Regions from separate parts of the Homo sapiens genome. Here region 2 is linked to region 1. The links are chromatin loops, found by intact Hi-C in ENCODE. Cell type or tissue: ascending aorta. All regions are shown on one strand. Links, peaks and the distances in the headings refer to the core of each region. The heading gives the core; the rest is flanking DNA. Region 1 overlaps CTIF (cap binding complex dependent translation initiation factor). Region 2 overlaps SMAD7 (SMAD family member 7).

The links. Peaks named below come from ENCODE experiments on the same cell type or tissue, not always from the same donor. Only the 100,000 strongest peaks of a DNase experiment are listed, where the experiment ranks them.
Region 2: a loop joins it to region 1, with 1.9 times the contacts of the local background. A loop is called at or near these places in 9 of 110 quality-filtered maps.

The regions. Positions count from the first base shown.
Region 1 is chr18:48,827,373-48,830,273 of GRCh38, reverse strand. The region is part of intron 10 of CTIF (cap binding complex dependent translation initiation factor); the gene reads right to left. It overlaps CTIF-AS1 (CTIF antisense RNA 1), which reads left to right. Exons shown (of 3, transcript XR_935449.3): 3 at 1-2,901. Among named protein-coding and RNA genes, the nearest start is that of CTIF-AS1, 13 kb to the left of the region's middle. In ascending aorta, for the core only: a CTCF peak has its summit at 1,469 (motif pointing left); DNase peaks (open chromatin) are centred at 273, 1,463 and 2,373; H3K4me3 peaks cover 1,366 bases; H3K27ac peaks cover 2,500 bases.
Region 2 is chr18:48,921,376-48,924,276 of GRCh38, reverse strand. SMAD7 (SMAD family member 7) reads left to right here. Exons shown (of 4, transcript NM_005904.4): 4 at 2,367-2,901. Among named protein-coding and RNA genes, the nearest start is that of SMAD7, 28 kb to the left of the region's middle. RefSeq lists an enhancer at 307-1,238. In ascending aorta, for the core only: no CTCF peak of the experiment used is centred there; DNase peaks (open chromatin) are centred at 1,296 and 2,776; H3K4me3 peaks cover 2,051 bases; H3K27ac peaks cover 2,500 bases.

The DNA of each region.
Region 1 (2,901 bases), core at 230-2,729:
GAGAATCCTTGACTCTGGCAGGCGGAGGTTGTAGTGAGCCAAGATCACATCACTGCACTCCAGCCTGGGTGACAGAGCGAGACACTGTCTCAAAACACAAACAAACAAACAAAAATAATTAACACATCTACCCAAGGGCCAGAGAGGGTAAGCTGCAGAAGACTGTCTGCCTCCGAAACCCACCTTCTTCCCCTAGCATTCCCCTCCTCTTCCTGGCTACAAGAGAAGGCTGATCCTGGAGGTTCTTTCTCAAAAGGCCTGGCCCCGCCCACACTCTGACCTACAGTTCAGTGCTGGCGGCAATGAGAGCAGAGCCATCAAGAAGGAGCTGGAGCCTGGCTTGGTCTTGAGGTGGACAGAAGGGAGGAGAAAAGTTAGTTCCCTAAACATCATTCACATCTGAAGGCAAGAATGGCAGCAGGTGGATATCATCAATGCTAATTTGAGCTACAGGTCCTGAGAGCTGGAGTCGGTTGGAGAAAGATCCACAGGGGTCCTGGAGAGCTGTGTGTGCTTTATTCACCCTCGGCTCTTAGTGCAGGGCACCGTTTGCTCCTCCTCTCCCCAGGAGACAGCAGCTCTGTGAGGACAGGGACCCCAGCGTGCTTATGCCCAGGGCCTAGCAGTGGGTCCAGCACTCGGCACCCCAACTGCTAGATGGAGGGCACCTGTGCTGGAGCACGGAGGCTGGGCAAGGCGGGGGCCCACTCTGGGAAGCACGGAGGTCGGGGGGCTCTGCAGACGTCTGCAGAGTTGCCTGGATCCTCCCTTAAGGTGGGAAACAGGCAGGCTTATATTTTGACTTCTGAGTTACCTGGAGTAACTGATGGCCATTTTTTGCACCCCCAGTGCCCGGTTTATGATCTCTGAAATGTGTAAGTCACTGTCCCTCCCTCCCAACCAGTCCTCCCAACCAGACCTGCACTCAGAAAGTCCCCCAGCCTGGCTCCCCTAGTGTTTGCTGCCATCCACCTGCTGGGAAACTGCTAAGGGACGGTGAGGGTGTGTGAGCAGGAGGGCATCCTACTGTGTGATTTTAACCCCAAAGGATTACCCCAAAGGATTTAAAAATCTAGACGGATGCTTGTGCCTGTGTACATATACATCTTGTACCCACAACTCTGGCAAGGTACGATTCTATCCTCCCCAGTCCCGTCCATTAAACAGCTCAGAAAAAATAATCTGCACCCCCTCCCTCCTCCAAGCCTTCAGCAGCTGCCGGTCCCCTCCCACCTTCAGCTCAGCTCTGCAGATAGCAGGGGCCTCTTGAAGTTCAGACATTAATTACCCAGTCAGAAGATTTTTCAAAATTACAAGGCATGGCCCCAGGAGATAAGAGGGAGGAGGAGGAGCAGGCGGGGGAAGGAGATGGGAGGGCAAGCCGTCCAGGGCTGCGAAGGCGGGGCTGGGGGCTGGGAAGGTGCCCCTCCCCTGGGGAGAGTCCCCCTACTGCCCTCACTGCCCCCACTCGCCAGGCTTGTGCCCTCTGCAGGGAACGCAGAGAACAGGGATTTATAGCTCGTGCTGGGCCCATGCCCGAGGGTGCGTCTGTGGGGAGAGAAAGGGCTGGGGACAGGGATGTAGGACTTTTCTTGTTGGTCCTGAGCAGAAAAGTTTTGACATCACCATCTCTTACCTCCCTACCTAAGCCTTAAAGTAGAATTCCGGCTGGAAAATGGTTTTGTGAATTTAAATTGTTTTCAAGCAAGGGGAGATAGGCGAAATCATTCTCTCTCCCTAATTAGGAGGATGGATGGAGCTGAGGACTCCCCGGGAGGGAACTGGAAGGAAGATTTCACTGGGGGTCAGCAGGGCAGCTCAATCTATGAAAAAATGCCAAATAGTTGATGTTTATTAGGAAAAACTGCTCCCTGCTATATACCCTTCATAAGGCTAGTTAATTCCCCCGTGAGCACATGCATTCTGAATCTCTGTATTTCAGAGAAAATACCCAAAGCTTGCACCCACACCACCTTCCAAAACAGGATTAAAGAGATGTCCTCCTGAGCCATGTTGAGATTGGTTTAGAAATCTCTTGAGTTTTAAGACTGTTTAAAAACGGTTCTGGCTTGGAGACTGGTTTCCCTTTGGAAACCAGTGTCTGGTGGAAGCTGGTATTTTTATAACTCTAGGCTCTCTATCAGATCCTGTGTTACCATGGTTGCTAAGGGGAACACTGGCTTCAAATTTCACATTTCAGTTTGCAGAGTCTGGCTAAGGAAGCAGAACAGTCAAAGGGTGGGGGCTGGGGAGAGGGTCGGGAGTGGAGGTGGGGTGGGTGGGAGACTCCAGTTCTATCTTGAGGAGGTCAAGGATCCAGGCAGCTTCAGATGGGGCCGCTTCCGTGTGTTTATGTGTGTATGTTTGGGGCGTGGGGGTCTGGGTAGGTCGGCGTCACCCCGCTGAGTTAACTTCACTGTGTGTGCTGAGCGGAAGAGGGGAACGAAAGCTCTGGAGGGGACAAAGCGGGTGGGAAGTTATTTCGGCGGAGGTTACAGGAATGGTCGCTTAAGCTGGGGTATTCATAGCAGCAGCTGCTGGCCCTGCAGGGACTCCGATGCTAAGCCAGTGCCCAGGGGCTGGGTACCTGGCCCTAGGAAGGCTACATTCTCAGAGGAACATTCCAGGCGGGGTCTGTGCCTAAGATTAGGGCTGGAATAAACTGTTCATGCAGAAAGGTTCTCCTGATTTTTCAAGCTGCATTCTAGCCCTTCACTTCCTGCTAAGTCTTTTTGTTTGACCGTTACAGTCAGAACAAATTTAAAGGCAATCAGGAGCTGGGGAGTTGCTCTCTGCCGGGATGCCCTTTGAGGTGGCTCTCCTGCCTCCTCGCCTCTTCCTCCATCTGGGCTCCCACCTTCCCTCTCCTGCCCACGCTTTATTTGGAGCACTGCACTCCTC
Region 2 (2,901 bases), core at 284-2,783, 94 kb before region 1:
GGCTGCATGAAACAAAGCATTGTGAGGCTCTGCTGAGGGTCTCCCACCCACCCTCCCTCCCGCCTCCTTCCCAGCAGCTCCTCGAGTCTTCCTTTCCAGGCCAGGTTTGTTGTCCCGAATTGGGAAAATAAGCAAAAGCTTCTTGTGTTTCAGAACACCCTCCTCCACACCAAAAGGGTGGATGTGCTGTGCCTCCCGGAAGAGGGCTTTCTCCCCCGCTTCACACTTGATGCCAATGTGTCCTTCCTTCCCTGGGCGTTCAGGTCTTTGGTGTAGCCTTCAGAGCTGAGTTCCCTCAGCAAGAAAGTTCAAAGATTGCCAGCGCTCACAAGTTTATTAGCAGTTGATGGATACTTTGCAGAAACAAGTGAATGCCTGATGAGTCACCTTCTCCCTGTCCCTGTCTTGTTTTCCATATGTTCCAGTACGTATGTGCACACAGAAACACACATAACACACACTCGTACACACTGACATCATGGACACAGTCTTGCACACGCACATGCACAAGCACTGGACTTCCAAGCTACATGGGGGGTGGTGACCGGCCAGTTTTCTGGTGTTGATTTTTAGTGGGGGTTGGGGGTTGAGGGAAAGGAATGAGACCTCAGTGTCCCCTTTTTGTGGAGCTTTTGGGGCAGGCATTTGGGAAGGCCAGCTTGGGGTGTCTGTAGGGAACCGCTGCTCTGGGTGTGTGTGTCTGTGGCTGCCCCAGCAGGCCGCAGTGTGCACATTTGTATGGCCTTACTGACGGGCACCTCCATCCAACACTGGCTGCTACTTAAAACAACAACAACAACAACAACAACTGAGTGGAGCCAGTGGGTTCCCAGGTCCTAACACGCCTGTAAAAGTTGGAGCCAGTTAGTGTCCTGGGCTGCCCCAGTTACCCAGCCTGCTGGGGCAGCAGGATGCGGCCCCATCTTCCGCCATGGACCCCCTGCAGGGTGCAACCCATCATCATTGACTCTGAACCCAGTTACTCCAGAAACACAAAGGCCACACCAAAACACATCTCACACTCAACCCCTGCTTTGTGCCCCCCAGGTCCCCAAGAGGAGGAGCTGGGGCTGCAGGGAGCGAGGGCAAGGCCCTGACCGACGTGGGGCCCTTCCCCTCTGCTTTTCCCCCTCTGCTGTCCCCATTTTTGTTAACAAATACAAGACTTCCGGTCTCCACCCTGCTGCCACAAACCACAGCGTTCCTGCAGTCTGGCTGGGCTGGGGAGATTTATGGTCCCAAGTCTGAGGCCTGCCCGCTGGCTCCTACTTAAGGAGGAGTCAGAATGCCCGCCGCCGGGGCTCCCTTTCCCTCCGTGTGACCCCCCTTTTAAAGTCCTCCAAGTGCCTGTTGAGGAAAATTACCTTACCAGAATCACCCCGGCCCCCAGGCTGCCTGTGGGAAGACTGTGTAGGGAAGCGGGGCGGGGCCTGCAGGGGAGGGATGAGGGCGGAGCAGGGCGCCCTGCAGGCTCCAGATGCTTCTGTGGAAGGAGGGGAGAGAGGGGGCACCCCTGGGGATGGGGGTGCCGGCAGAGAAGGGGAGAAGGGGGACGCATCTATTTGAGACACATAATCTTCTGTCTGGGCTGGAGGAAGCTTTGTTAAGGTAGCCCGGGTTAATACCGGTCTGCATGTTGTGATTTGGCATTTTGACATGAATTCACCCTTTGTGTACAGGGCTGCTGCTGACACACTGAGACTGTTTTCCTATTAGGAATATAGATGTTTTTGTCCCAAGCCACCCTCATTTTTATTTTTACCAGATAGGTTCCTCATGACCACGGCACTGATTTGAGAGCTGGGTGACAGGCACCCAGAGACCATCGCATAGGTGGTCCCAGAGTCTAGACACCTGGGTTCTAGCTCTGGCTGTGTCATCCCCTGGTACTCCAGCAGCAGGCTTTCTGGGTCCTGGTTTTCTCATCAGGATGACAAGGGGCTGGAGGAGCTGGCCTTCAAGGTTCCATCCAGTTGAAAGATCTGTAACTCCAGGACGTTGCTGAGGCTTTTTGAGGCCCTAAAAGCAGACTACCCAAGCTATTAAGGGTCCCTTTGCATCTGTGCTCTGCAGAGAAGAGGCTTTGTTGGCCAGGTGGGCACAGATGCTGGTGTACTGGACTCCTGATGGGCAGGGGCCTGGAGAGAAGCAGCACCCAGCGCTTCCTATGCTTAAAGAAAGGCAGGGTCCTGGTCAAAGGGCTGTAAGAGCCTGGGCAAGTCCAGGACTAGCCTCACCGCCTCCTTCTTTCTGTCTCGTCCTGAGAGATGAGCTGGTGACTGGGTGCAGTGGGGGGGCGGGTGTCTTCATTCTAGGAGTCACCAATGCCTGTCCCCACTAACCCTCTCTGCCAATGTGTTTTCTAGATTCCCAACTTCTTCTGGAGCCTGGGGATCGGTCACACTGGTGCGTGGTGGCATACTGGGAGGAGAAGACGAGAGTGGGGAGGCTCTACTGTGTCCAGGAGCCCTCTCTGGATATCTTCTATGATCTACCTCAGGGGAATGGCTTTTGCCTCGGACAGCTCAATTCGGACAACAAGAGTCAGCTGGTGCAGAAGGTGCGGAGCAAAATCGGCTGCGGCATCCAGCTGACGCGGGAGGTGGATGGTGTGTGGGTGTACAACCGCAGCAGTTACCCCATCTTCATCAAGTCCGCCACACTGGACAACCCGGACTCCAGGACGCTGTTGGTACACAAGGTGTTCCCCGGTTTCTCCATCAAGGCTTTCGACTACGAGAAGGCGTACAGCCTGCAGCGGCCCAATGACCACGAGTTTATGCAGCAGCCGTGGACGGGCTTTACCGTGCAGATCAGCTTTGTGAAGGGCTGGGGCCAGTGCTACACCCGCCAGTTCATCAGCAGCTGCCCGTGCTGGCTAGAGGTCATCTTCAACAGCCG